Linked DNA regions of Homo sapiens: region 1 is linked to region 2. A link is a contact called in ENCODE Hi-C or POLR2A ChIA-PET data. All regions are on one chromosome and are shown on one strand. Each heading gives the region's core, a stretch centred on a gene start or an enhancer-like site at or near the end of the contact. The rest is flanking DNA. Distances are from core to core; before and after follow the strand shown. Region 1 holds the start of HLMR1 (hepatic lncRNA metabolic regulator 1). Region 2 holds the start of PCOLCE2 (procollagen C-endopeptidase enhancer 2).

What was found. A loop is a pair of places that touch in the nucleus more often than their neighbours do. ChIA-PET counts read pairs that join two places held with the same protein, here RNA polymerase II (POLR2A). Pooled maps may share reads with other maps.
Region 1: a loop to region 2 is called in a pooled map, with 2.4 times the contacts of the local background. The contact joins the promoter of HLMR1 here to the promoter of PCOLCE2 in region 2. A Hi-C loop is called at or near these places in 1 of 168 maps with a recorded cell type or tissue (ascending aorta) and 5 of 50 pooled maps. POLR2A ChIA-PET finds 5 or more read pairs at or near these places in 2 of 52 experiments (AG04450 and activated T-cell).

The regions. Positions count from the first base shown.
Region 1 is chr3:142,925,282-142,932,756 of GRCh38, reverse strand. It overlaps HLMR1 (hepatic lncRNA metabolic regulator 1), which reads right to left and starts at 6,082. Exons shown (of 5, transcript NR_038455.1): 1 at 5,861-6,082. RefSeq lists an enhancer at 3,296-3,590.
Region 2 is chr3:142,886,862-142,893,811 of GRCh38, reverse strand. It overlaps PCOLCE2 (procollagen C-endopeptidase enhancer 2), which reads left to right and starts at 4,729. Exons shown (of 9, transcript NM_013363.4): 1 at 4,729-4,998; 2 at 6,035-6,143. The coding sequence starts at 4,916. It overlaps LOC124909443 (a long non-coding RNA gene), which reads right to left and starts at 5,548. Exons shown (of 2, transcript XR_007096122.1): 1 at 5,353-5,548; 2 at 3,045-4,221. RefSeq lists a silencer at 4,737-4,786.

The DNA of each region.
Region 1 (7,475 bases), core at 4,833-7,332, 38 kb before region 2:
ATCTTTATCTAAAAGAGGAGAAAAACTGAAGCCTAAAGAGACTTGGTAACTTCTACGTGATGGCTAGAGCTGGGCTTTTCATCCCAGGTCAGCCTGACTCCAGATCTCTTAACCGAACTTCTGAAACTCAAGCCAATTTTCTATAATGAAATACATTAAAGTTATATCTGAAACAACTACTACTCTTCTGAATATTACTTTTCTTTTGTAGACTAATCATTGGCATCCATATATTTAAGTATTTCTTAGGGAGCTCAATTTTTTCACAATATTGTACATTTAAAATATAATGTGTACAAGACAGCTTGCAAATAAGCAGCAGAGAAAGAATGGAAGTGAAATCTATTCTTTGCACTGAGTCTGTGTTTGCTTTAATTCTAGTTTCCGGTTTTGAAAGTACTTTTTTGTCTATTTTTTCTTCTTTTTCTTTGTACTGATAGTTTAATTACTTATTTTGTGATCATAAAACAATGAGCATTGTGACAATTTTACTGCAGTAAATATTCTTTGTCTGAGTCTAGGTTTCCTAGAAATTATAGTCTGAGGCAAAATTTACATTCTAAAGCTTCACTAGAGGGATGCAAACCCAAGGGAGCAGGAGTGAACAGGGGCAGGCCAATGAGACAGGAAGGCAGGAAAGTAAAGAGAAGATGTCTTATTATTGAGCTGGCCTTGCTTCATAGAAAGCACTATTGGTTGCTCTGTCACCTGGAAGTTTCCAGAGAGGCCCACATGGAAACATTTCTCAGAGGAATCCTTTGGGAGAGAAGAAGAGCAAGAATTTATCCATGGGTTATTGCCTATCATCTGCCTCTCAGTAGTTAAAATTTGCCTCACTGGGGCTGGGCGTGGTGGCTCACACCTGTAATCCCAGCACTTTGGGAGGCCGAGGTGGGCAGATCACTTGAGGCCAGGAGTTGGAGACCAGCCTGGCCAACACAGCGAAACCCCATCTCTACTAAAAATACAAAAATTAGCTGGGCGTGATGGTGGCGCCTGTAATCCCAGCTACTTGGGATGCTGAGGCACAAGAATCTGAACCTGGGAGGCAGAGGTTGCAGTGAGCCGAGATCCTGCCTCTGCACTCCAGCCTAGGTGACAGAGTGAGATTCTGTCTCAAAAAAACAAAAACAAAAACAAATTTTTTTTTTGTTTCACTGGGTATTAGCTTCTAGCATTGTTACCTGGCCCTTTGTATGAGTCTCAAAACACAAGGTGAGTCAGTGAGCATGCACAAGCCAGGGACATTTCCTTTCTGCCTGCAGCCTGACGTCTCGAGGCCCTATCAAGCCAGCGTGCCCCCAGTGGTCCTGTTGTGTCTTGCACCTGGTGACAAGGAGGGCCCAGGGTAGGAGGGAAGAAGCCAGCGGTGTAAGGCATGAGGTAGTGTGATCCTGAGCTGTGCCTTGGAAGACCTGGACACCTGGAGCAGCGGGCAATAGGCCCAGCTGGCTAAGCAGAAGGAACACGACAACAGCATGGTTTCTGCAGTGAGAAAGTTCCAAGAGCTTCTCCACAACAAAGACCAAAACCACCTCTCTGCACTCAAAAGAAGGTGATCTTTTTGGAGGGTCATTAGTAGCATTGAGCAGAAAACCATAGCTGAGGATCAATAACCTCAAACTGTCAGAACATTTTCATAACATGTCTCCTGGTGCACATGCAGGAGATTTTTCTTTGGTGAATATCTGTAAGTACAATCTCTATCAGTGAACACTTCTAAATAGTAGCTTTAAATGGTTGCTTGTCACTAAGTTTGGTTCTTTTCTTATAAATATGTCTAGAACTCATCTATTGATCCATACATTCATCCTGGGGGAAAGTACCATTGAGTATCCCTATCACAATTGCCTCATTGTTGAACTGGTAATAGACATCTCAGCAAACTCACAGGGAAACTAAAAGAAGAATTAAACGCTTTGAGGTATTTTAAACTTGGAGAGGCTATTTAAATCCATGTTACTTTTAAACCCAAAATTTCCCATTGTTTCCAGGAGAGGGCACAAATTCATCTTACGGTTATTCTTAGTGCTTTTCATCACCTTTCTTGACTTTACCCCACGTGTACACATGCACACACCCTCACATAAACATGCACACCCTACCTCTTATTTTATAAAATGACTGGTTATCTATTAACCAGCTTATGCAGCCATTTCAGAACCTATGCAAAGCAGCTTTGAACAGACTCTTCACTCTGCTGCAAGATCCAGAATGTCAACTGGGGCTTCATGAGGTTCCCATGTAGAGCTGGGCCTGCTAGTGTTAAATACATATGGCTTTAATTTACAGTCCAGTCCCTATATCGTTGTTTCCAATTGCCAATGGCATTGGTAAACCAACAGTAGTAATAGGAGTAGTCTCAGGCAATAAGGAGACACATTTTCTATAGAGAATTTTAAAACAATAATTAAATGGACTAAAAGCTGATTTGCTTTTACTATATTCACACATTGGCAATTCTACACAATGGTCAAATGCTCTCCCCGTCCCCGCTAAATCTTTTGTTGGTCTGCAGTCGAAAAAATTTCTGTGGTTATTATTCAATTTTGTAATACATAAAATCAGCAATGTTATTGCTTATCTCTTAAGAAACACATTTTCTCCTTTAGTAATAACTCCTGTGTGGGAGTTAACTCAGAGAAGACTTGACATAAATGGACTTATCTACACACTCTTGTTTGAGAGTTAAGTTCCAGATGGTTCAGAATCATTCATATTTGTGCTTGCTTTGGGTACACTTCATGCTCCAACCCATGTGGGACTATCTGCTTCTGCATTTAAACACTAGATCTGGAATAAGCAATGGCAGTAGAGTGATTGTGACAGAACTTGGGCTACCTCAATTCTCTCTCATTCAATTTAGTGCTCTCATGAAAACTCACTTGGAGTTTTTATTTATAATTAAAATTTAAAATAATAATGCAGCGTAAACCACAAGGTGTAATTTTTTTTGGTAACTGCAAGTTTATTTCACATGTGCAATATTTCACACCTTTGAATAATATCTTTAAAAATTGAAATTGATGTCTTTTTTATTGTTCTTTTTCTTATGTAATTACTATTGCACTGTAATGTTATTCATTTTTATGGCAGTCTAGTATGTAGGTATGTGTATTTTCTTTTTTGTTTGAAAAACATTAATGTAATTAAAAGTATTAGTCCACTACTTTCCCCTTTTTTGATACTATAAAATGTATTTTATTATTTTATTTTTCATTTTTATTGGAATGATTACATATACGAAGTTCAATAAAATAAAAATCTCTCTCAGTCCATTTTTCTTTTTATTCATTTCATTATTATTACCAAAAATAATGCTGTATGGAGTAGTGGGGTGTTAAAAAATGATCTGCTCGACAACACCAGTCACACAAGGCACGCCCTGCTTCCTTGCAGATCCTCAGGAGAGCTGCCCTGTCTGAGAACACTGCCCTCTGCTGCTCGGTGTGAATTCACCCATGAGGCTTATAAACAGAGAATTAACCCTCACTCTACCTTAAACTTACTCTTTTATTCAGAGAGGTATATCTAACTACAGTGTCAACTTTGTCTTGGTTCACACAGATCCCCAGGAACAGAGTGAGCAATCAACACATTTTTGTTGAATGAAAGAAGGAATGTGATGTTACTTTGCACATATTGGAGAGTGCATGCAAATGTGTTAATATGTCTGAGTATTGTGTGCAAGTGTGGGTGTTCACAGCACAAAATAGGCTGGTCAAGAGTGAACATCATATATTTTACTTTTCTTGCACCCACCCACCCCCCGCCCCCCACCACTTCCCAGCCGTGCCAGAGACACTACAGATGCAGACTAACAAATTGACTTAGAAGGTCAGGACTCAAAAGCCTATTCCAAAAATATTAAGAATGGCCAAGAAGTTAAAATCCAATCAAATAAAATCCCATTTTTTAATTCTTTTGTTAGCACACTAGTTTTTTGTGTGGTGGAGGAGAGGTTACTCATTAGAAAATAAAATTCTAAACTTATAACAAGATACTATAACTGATACTAATCTTTGCCAACTGTTAATAATTTCTTTCTCATTCTTGTAACTGATGCCCGAAATGCATCTAATATATAATTCCGAAACATTTTAATTACCATTATATTTAAAGTAAGAAAGGAGGGGGAAATGTAGCTTTTAAAGACTCTGAGCAGCTCACCTAAGATGGCCTTTCAAAGATAAGTGATATAAAACATTAAAGAGCCTAAAGCTTACATAGTCCAGCCTTGGTGTGTAAATAAAGGAGGCAGAGCCCAGAGAGTATAGGCTTGTTCAGAGTCTCACAGTGTGAGGGTATAGCCAGGACCAGAAGCCTGCAATCCCTACTTCCACCCCAGTCTCTCATCCTACACAGCACAGCTTCCAATGTAGAAGAAAATGGCTCTATCTTTGTTTGTTATATCAGATTGTTTAAAGTATTTAAGATATGTGCTTTAGATATCATTACACTGGCAGATAACAATATACAGAGTAATAAGAATTTGAAGATAACTTTGAGAATCACTTATTATAACACATACATTAACAAGAGAGAATGAATATTTACTAAGTATCTACCACATCCATGGCACATGGCTATTCCCTATAGAGACTACTGAATGAATAAATGATAGCATGAACTTATGTAACACTCGCCATAAGCCAGGTTGGTCTAAGTGCTTTACATTCATTAAGACGTTTAATCTTCACAACAACTCTGTGAATATCTGTTATTATCACCATCCCCAGTTTACAGATAAGGAAATTGAGGCACAGAGAACTTCACCAAGATCAGGCAGCCAGCAAACAGAACTTTACAACTTTGGTCATCTGACTCCATGGGCTATGCAAACTATGATCTACCTCCCATCTTAAGGAACAGAAACATAGGAAAAGGTGAATGGTAATGCGGATTTAAATAACAGTTAATGACAACTATAATGGACAAAAGGCAATATCCAAGAGGCAAGTGAATAGTATAAGTCAGAACTCTTTGCGTGCAAGCACCAGAAACTAAATTTAAAATCTCTTAAGTTATCTCAAAAGCTATTTATTTGCTGGCAATAGTAGAAGGCATTGTGGGCTGAATTTTGTCCCCCCACAATTCATGTGTTGAAGTCCTAACTCCCAGAACCTCCAAATATAACCATATTTGGCATAGGGCCTTTAAAGAGGTAATCAGGGTAAATTGAGGTCATTCGGATGGATCCCAATCTAATCTAACTGGTGTCCCTGTAAGAAAGTGAGATTAGGACAAAGACACACACAGAGGGAAGGCCAAGTGAAGGCACAGAGAGGAGGCCTATATGCAAGCAAGAAGAGAGTTTCCAGAGTGAAACCAACCTCCATGACACCTGGATCTCAGATTTCTAGTCTCCAAAGTCACAAGGAATTAAATTCCCATTTTTAGCCACCCAGTCTGTAATACTTTGTTAATGCAGCCTGAGCAGAATAAAATAGAAGAATACTGGGTGTTTCATAGAATTAAAGAGTTACAGGAAACAGTCGGAGCCAGGAATCTCAAGGACTAGAACAAGGACCTCAACACCTGCAGAATACACACACTATCCTCCCCACACTTCCAGCTTCAGAATTTAAAAATGCCAAGGATGGCCTCAACTGATCCAGTTGAGGTCGCATTCCCAACCCTAAGCCAATCATTTAATTCTCCTAGTTCAGTGATGCATCTCTACCATCCTTCGCCGGTCTGTGTCCCCAGATCCTCCTGTGGTTGAGTTTCCCAAGAGAGTAAACCTGGTTTCTGCCAGGACAAGAGAGAGGCTGCTGAAAGATGAGGAAGGAATCCAGAGGTCTGACTGCTTTCTCCAAGGACTTTCCATAAACCTCCTGTTTTCAGCTCCGCCTCTTACCTTTTCTTTCAGAAGAATCTGGTGCCTCCAATTCTGGGGACTTTACGGGTGCTGTGCCATGAACTAGCTTCCTTCTTAAGCTCCCCATCTGCTGGTACTGCAGTTTCAGCCCCTGTCCATGTCCATCTCCAAAAATGAGATGACATGGACTTTTCACCTATTCTTTCTGTCTTGTGGACTTGGGCCTTTTTGGCTTCTTTGCTGTCATTTTAGTAGCATTTTGAAAGAGATGAAAGAAAAACACAGGTTTTTAAACTGCAATGTTTAACCAGAAGTCTATTTTGGGAATTTTCAAATAATCCTCTGTGAAGGTGCCACAGTGGCTTACTTCTGGCTTGGGAAGGTGGCAGTAGCACAGAGGACAGACAGGAGAGCAGACTAGGAAAAGGGTAGGCAGGCTCTGGCCTCTGCCCCCGCATCAAGCAGAAAATCTTGCTTTTTATGTTTTATACATTGTCCTTCTAAGATTTCATTTGAAGAAAGAGACTTTAACTAAAAATAGAAAATCTTAAAACCACTGTGCAATACCAGCCTGCCTCCTACATATTTTAAAGAGTTTAAATTATGGTGTACATACATGTATTCTGGTTTTTTTTCATTAGATTGTGTTACAAACATGTTTCCATATTTATGTGGCTTTTTCATCATCAGTTTCTTAACCTAGTGCCTGGCACATGATAGGCTTTTAGTAAATAGTGATTGATTGAATGAATGAATTATATTTAACAGCTGCTTCTAATTTATTTGTAATTACAGAGAATAAGCTCTTCCATTCATTCATTTATTCACCCAACACATATTTATTCAATACCTATTATATGTCAGGCATTGATGGATGGTGCTGAGAATACAGGAATGAGTAAGGCAAACCGTCCTTTCCACACAGAGCCAACAGTCTAACGGGGGAATCTGACAAGTGAATTGACAATCACAATATGTATAAAAGCTATGGGAAACAAAAAGCATCTACAGGAGCACATCATAGGGGTCCCTAATGCAGACCTGAAAGTTGGGGAAGTCTCCCTGGAGGAAAAGACTTAAAGTGAATCCTAAAAAACTAACAAAACAGTTTCTGGTTCAGCATGTAAGAAATTTGGAAGTTGCCACTCTGTCCTAATGAGTAAAAAGCTGAACAAACTGAAAAACCAAATTAGCCAGGCATGGTGGTGCACACCTGTGGTCCCAGCTACTCGGGAGGCTGAGGCATGAGAATTGCTTGAGCCTGGGAGGTGGAGGTTGTAGAGAGCCGAGATTGCACCATTGCACTCCAGCCTGGGTGACAGAGCGATATTCTTGTCTCAAAAAAAAAAAAAAAAAAGCAGTGAAAAATCAACAACTCTTCTTAGCTCTATAAGAGAAGTGATGGCACAGGACAAATTGCTTCCCCCAAAATTGGGAAGACCAACAGGCAAATACAGAGAATCACAACTTCAAGAGCAGAAACCTCCATGGGAACCAGTGCTGGCACAGAAAAGTCTGAACTTGTAACTGTGAATTGCTGGAGCCAGTTCTCAGACAAGTGTGAACAAGTCTGAGAGATAAAAATCCAGGGGAACTGAATCATAGAGAGGTCCCCACACTTTTGTGGGTTTTACCTCCAGGAGCACTACCAGGT
Region 2 (6,950 bases), core at 3,480-5,979:
GGCAGGTGCCTGTAATCCCAGCTACTCGGGAGGCTGAGGCAGGAGAATCATTTGAACCTGGGAGGCGGAGGTTGCAGTGAGCTGAGATTGTGCCATTGCACTCCAGCCTGGGTGACAGAGTGAGACTTCCTCTCAAGAAAAAAAAAATTAGTCTGGTATGGTGGCACATGCCTGTAGTCCCAGCTACTCAGGAGGCTGAGGTGGGAGGATTGCTTGAGCCCAGGAGGTCCCAGCTGCAGCGAGCCATGATCACACCAGTGCACTCCAGCCTGGGCGATAGAGCAAGATCCTGTCTTAAAAGAAAAAAAAATTTTGGATTATAAATCTCAGAATCTTCACCTGTAAAATGATGATACTTGTTCTTACCCCGTAAGTTTGTTTAGAGAATTATACAAAATATTGTTTGTAAAGCACTTAGCACAGTTCCAGGTGTATAATAAATGCTCAGTAAAAGTCTGAGATGATGATGATAATGACGATTCATTATGGAGAGACTCCACTAAACAAAGTTTCATTCCACACCAAGAAGCAGCAGCTGATTTCCTTGTGTTCAGCTTGGCCCGCTTTCATGTGCTTGCCTTTGACTCAAACAAAATGCCTGACCCAGTCCAAGGTGGACAGGTGAGTGGAACTGGTTTCATTCAACACATCCTATTAACTCTGCAACTTCATATATCAAGACCTCCTTGGGGCTGCTTTCCTCAGCAAAGGGATGCAAGGAGACAGGCTAATTGAACTTTGTAGATCCTTATCATGGACATTAATCACACTTGTGCCTGCCCATTTTGTTTTAGTAGCCTTTTAATATTTGGAGATATTTCTATATTATGTAACCTCATCTTCTAATAGTGCTGAATTCCCAGCCTCCCTTGTGGCTGAGACACTGCAAGTCATGTGACATGGACACTACCAATCATATAGGCTTGCATGAGAGTTTGATCAAGAGATCACCGTGAGCAAAGAGGTTCTGTGATTCTCTTATTCTGTAGGAGGCAATAGGCTGTCTGGCCTTTGGGGCAGGAGTGTGGTAAGGTTGAATTTCCCAGGGCAGAAATGTATCTGAAGTGCTCACAACAGCGGTGACTGCATTAAGTTCAAGTACCTGCATTTAGTGCTTAGTCTTGGTGGCAATAATAGCAGTAGATTTCTCACTGGCCATTTCTGAGGCGAGGTTTTGGCTCTTATTCCAGGAAAATGAGCTTTGAGACTGTTTCTATGATTCTTTTGATGATAATGTGAACTTTCTGCTCTGCTTGAAATTCTGAGTGGACTCAGTTGTTTGTAGCTAAGAAACCTGACCAGTACAATTCCTAATATCTTATTCTTGGCAGAGAGGTGTGTTGAGGTGGGGCAGGGGAAAGAGGAAGGTCTACGTTTGTTCCTAATGTGTGTTTACAGACATCAAAAAACACTGAATTTTTTTTTTTTTTAGATGGAATCCCACTCTGTCGCCCAGGGTGGAGTGCAGTGCCGTGATCTCGGCTCGCTGCAACCTCTGCCTCCTGGGTTCAAGCGATTCTTGTGTCTCAGCCTCCCGAGTAGCTGGGATTACAGGCGCCCATCACCACGCCCAATTAACGTTTGTATTTTTGGTAGAGACAAGGTTTCACCATGTTGGCCAGGTTGATCTTGAACTCCTGGGCTCAAGTGACCTGCCCACCTCTGCCTCCCAAAGTGCTGGGATTACAGGCCTGAGCCACCGTGCCCAGTGTGAACTAACTTATGAACATTCCGGATTTTTTACAAGATGAGTACCGCACTATGGAATAAATGTGCAATGGATTTACACGACATTTTCAGACGTTTACAAGGTTGATGAGTGAATCAGAGATTAGCTGACAATGTTGACATATTGGGCCCAGCTAGATACTAGCATTGTGTAGCAAGGAATGTTTGAGTGGGGCCTAATTTTATAAGTGGTCAGTTCATTGGTGAATATTTTCATATTCCCATGATGCTGATTCTCTGTGCAACCTGGTAACAGCAGAGGCTGGATAATAAGGATCAGTTCACCCACCACTCCACTTTTTGTTTTAAAGAATCTACCCACAGGGCTTTTGTTCTTTTTCTCTCTCCACTTTTCTACTGCCTGTGGGGGTAGCTCCTTGTCCATTATACTAATTCTGTTATCACACAAGTCCAGAAACTGGTCTCACAGAGATGGACCTTACATATACCTTCAAAGTGCACTTGAGTCTTGATATGGTTTGGCTGTGTCTCCACCCAAATCTCACCTTGAATTGTAATAATCCCCAGGTGTCAAGGGTGGGACCAGGTGGAGGTAATTGAATCGTGGGAATGGTTTCCCCCATGCTGTTCTCCTGGTGGTGAGTGAATGCTCATGAGAGCTGATGGTTTTGTAAGGGGCTTTTCCCCTTCTCCTATCACCCTGTGAGGAGGTGCCTTCTGCCATGATTATAAGTTTCCTGAGGACTCCCCAGCCATGTGAAACTGTGAGTCAATTAAACTTCTTTTCTTTATAAATTACCCAGTCTCGGGTATTTCTTCATAGCGGCGTGAGAACAAACTAATAAAAGTCTCTCAATTTTAACACATCAACTTCTCAGGACATTTAAGGTTTATAATTTTGGTCAGAACTGTAGTTCCAAGTCAAATATGTGTTTTTAAGAGCCAATAATATGGGTTTTAGTAAATTCTAAAATCACATGGTAAAATCAATGTCTTATGAGTGTCAACAACAGAATGATTGGTGTTAAAATCCTAACTCTTTAGTGAGCATATGAACACAGTCATCAATCTATAAATTAAGAAATGGCTGTGTATTTTAGTTCAAATAGTTTCCTATTTAGGCACATTTAATACTTTGTTATTTATTTTAAATTTTGAAAACTTAGCTTAGTCCTGAATGAAGTATTTTCTGGTTTACGAGGACTGCAAATCATTACCAGAAAGTGAATTGAGCAATATTTCCCTTTATAATTTAAAACTATGACTTTCAAATAAACAATTATCTAAAAACACTTATGCTATTAGATAGCATATTCTTGAAATGCGTGCAAAATCAACAACCATTTATTCTCCTCTTCCCTGTTTTAAAGACATTTTTATTGGGTTGAGAGTGTTTCAGGATATAAAGCAGTTTGCCAAATTCTGTCACCCTTTTTTTTAATGTCATAAAGGGTGTGGTGCCTGTAGAGAAGTTTTGAAAGTTGTACTTTATGATGTTTTTGCCTTCACTTTTTAAAAAAATGGTAAGATAATCTAAGTCCTGTCCGTATATTCTGGTTCCTAGTATAGGCTTCAGGGTGCACTCACTATGAAAAGTCAGAATATTTCCTGTAGCCAGTTTTACTTACTTCCTTGCCAGGAGTGTTTAGGTTCTTTTTTTTTTTTTTTTCTTTTTTGAGATGGAGTCTCACTCTGTCGCCCGGGGCTGGAGTGCAATGGCGTGATCTCGGCTCACTGCAACCTCCGCCTCCCGGGTTCACGCGATACTTCTGCCTCAGCTTCCCGAGTACCCGGGATTACAGACGCACACCGCAACACCTGGCTAATTTTTTGTATTTTTAGTCGAGGCGGGGTTTCACCATCTTGGCCAGACTGGTTTCGAACTCCTGACCTCGTGATCCGCCCGCCTCGGCCTCCAAAAGTGCTGGGATTACAGGCGTGGGCCATCGCGCCCACCCGTGTTTAGATTCTTAACAGCTCATTATTAGAAATAAAGTCTCGATAAGAACTACTTTAATACTTAATTTTCTTGCTTAGAAAGGTGAAAACAATTTAGAAGGAACAACGTGAGGCATCAAAGTTAAGCTGTATCTCCCATAGCTGGTGATTATTAAAAATCTCTATGAATCTAGTCTGTTCCTGTCATTCTTTTATTAATCCCTGGTTATTGGGAAGCTCTTAACAAAATAAATGTTTAAAATTATATTTCTGTAATTAAGTAAAAGAGAGTATTGATTCCACAAGGCTAGAATTGTTCGTCTAAGAAAAACGAATTCTCCGTAAATTTTAACCCGTTAATACCACAGAAAGATGCTGTTGGAAAGGTCTAAGAACAGAGAGATGCAAGCAGAGAAACACCATTTTCAGAACATGACATGGGATGGTGAGATTTGCTGATTTGGTTCCGTCTTCATTATCTGACATTTAATGACAGTTCACACAGAAATCGCTCGCCTGAAAACCCGTGTTTAAATCCCGGCACAGAGACTGTCTTCCTTGTCATTGTCATACCAGTAAAAAAAAGAAAAGTATCTAGAGAGAGAGAGAGGAGAATAAGCACAGAAGTTAAAATACAATAAAATCCCTTTTCCCTTTCTTTCCTTGGATCTGGGTTTTGAAGGAGACAAAGAAGGACCCCCAGGCTTTCCAGCAGCCAGCAAGCGCTATTACTTTTTATTTAAAAGCAACTGGGAAAAACATTCCCCAAAGCAAAACCAGAAGCCCTCCCTGAGAATCGTCTCTGGGCGTCGGGGCCCGGGCCGCTGGGGTGCCACTCCGCAAGGGGTTCCTCTTCTCCCCGGGGTCCCTGAGGGCTGGACGAGAGAGGACCCGTCGGTCCCGGGGTGCCGGGAGGAGACGTTCGCCCGCCCCACGAGAGGGGGCGGCTCTGGCCTCGGAGCCGCCCCTCCTGCCGCCGGAGAACAAACGGGATATTCAGCAGTGGCCTGTGGCTGCCAGAGCAGCTCCTCAGGGGAAACTAAGCGTCGAGTCAGACGGCACCATAATCGCCTTTAAAAGTGCCTCCGCCCTGCCGGCCGCGTATCCCCCGGCTACCTGGGCCGCCCCGCGGCGGTGCGCGCGTGAGAGGGAGCGCGCGGGCAGCCGAGCGCCGGTGTGAGCCAGCGCTGCTGCCAGTGTGAGCGGCGGTGTGAGCGCGGTGGGTGCGGAGGGGCGTGTGTGCCGGCGCGCGCGCCGTGGGGTGCAAACCCCGAGCGTCTACGCTGCCATGAGGGGCGCGAACGCCTGGGCGCCACTCTGCCTGCTGCTGGCTGCCGCCACCCAGCTCTCGCGGCAGCAGTCCCCAGAGAGGTAACGCGACCCCTGCCCGGGCTCCCTTTCTCTCCTTTCCCTTCCTCCACCCCTGCAGCCTCGCCTGCTGCTTTACTCAACCCGCTTCGGCGCGCCTGGGTGACCCAGCGCTCGACCCTGCGCTCCCGCGCGGTGCAGGCGTCCGCCACCCTCGGGTAGGCTAAGCCCGGGACTTCGGGACCCATCCTTGCTCGCGGGGCTCCCTCCTGGGTCCCCAGCCCGGCCTGCCGGATGGCCCTGCAGCTGGCTTGGCCACCACGTGGCGGGGCTTAATCTGACTTGTGTCTCCCCTCTCCTCGTGTCTATGGGGCCAGAGGGAAGCACTGGGGCCCAAATATGTGGATTTTGGTTTACCGCTGTTTTTTTTCCTTCCCCGAGAGGCTTTGCCCAGAGACGTAAACTAGGGAACAACCCTAGCGGCGCGGCGCCTAGGGAGCCGCTCCGGAAAGTTAACTCTTCGCCAACCTCTGGAAGGCCCCAGGAGCTGGGCTGTGGGACCTGCCCGGTGGCCAACTTTGGCATCACCTCTTCAGCCTCCATCAACATCAGCCTCCCTTTCGATGGGAAGCTCTGCCAATGGCGAGTGATTTTCAGAAAGGGGGAGGAGAACTGGGCATCTCTCCAAATATGGGAACGACAAACTTTTTTTATATTAACCAATTGCTTGCCTGTCTTTCTTTAAAACCATGCTTCTCATTCAGCCTGGCTCTTACCTTCTCTCCCACTCCCCCAGTTAAATTGATGTATTTACCATTTTCCTACAAGACTTTGCCACAATGCCGAGGACTTGATTATACATATATATAATCTTGTGTTATTATGATGGAGACAGATGGCGCTGGACTGAATGCTTTGTCAGGCTATAATTTAAATATTCTAGGAGCTAGCAAATTTTCAGATCCCTTATATGGTGCAAGCATTGATTAATCAACATTAACTTTTATTTATATTAATAGGCTACACCTTTCTGAAGGTAACATCAGATTGTTAGACCATGTTTCAAATTACATTATCTTTTCTTCTTTTATGTTCCCAGACCTGTTTTCACATGTGGTGGCATTCTTACTGGAGAGTCTGGATTTATTGGCAGTGAAGGTTTTCCTGGAGTGTACCCTCCAAATAGCAAATGTACTTGGAAAATCACAGTAAGCATTTTTTAAAAAGGTATTCTCCTGGAAGTGGGTGTTGGCAACAGTGTGAGGCTGCTGCCTTTTTCCTCTGGTGTTAGGATTTGAGTAAGAGGCAAATGCCTGAAATAGTGAAATGTTGGATTTACCCCAACTATTGGGAAGATTTTTATTAATATAATAGATCTAGTCGTGTCCTGCATTAGTGATTACAAAGGGCACAAGATAATGCTTGAAGGAATAAATTCTCAGAGCAGATGTGTTTCTGAAAGCCCAGTGTGACTCAGTTGAGTTTTATAGATTCATAATTAAAGCTGTTTTCAGTCAAAGGCCTGTTGTAATGACCTTCATAAGTTTTTTGTTGCTCGTGCCTTCATAAATTCCCAGTGGGAAATGGAAGATCAAAGATAGTGCTTTGACTACTCTATGCTCATTAGGAAAGGAAAAAGAAAAAAAATAAAAAAAGCCCACTTAATGTTCCTGGGTTGAAACCACCTCTAAAGGCAGTCTAAGAATAGAGAATGGGGGGGTGGGAATCTAAATAGCAGCCAAGGGCCAATAAAAAGTCCATGCTGATTAGTAATAACATAGATTATGCTGAGTCAAGATAAGCTGGATTTAGAGACAGCCATATATTTTTTAACTGATTTAGAGTCAACTAGAGTGAGTCATCTTTCCAGTCAGCATAGCATTGACTGTTACCTTCTTCACTTTTTCGTTGTTGGGAAGTTGTTTAGTAATTGAATACGTTGGTTCACTGAGAGCTTCTTTCAGTCAGATTGTGCCACTGGAGGACTTAGATTTTTTAAAAAGTAGCCCCCACTG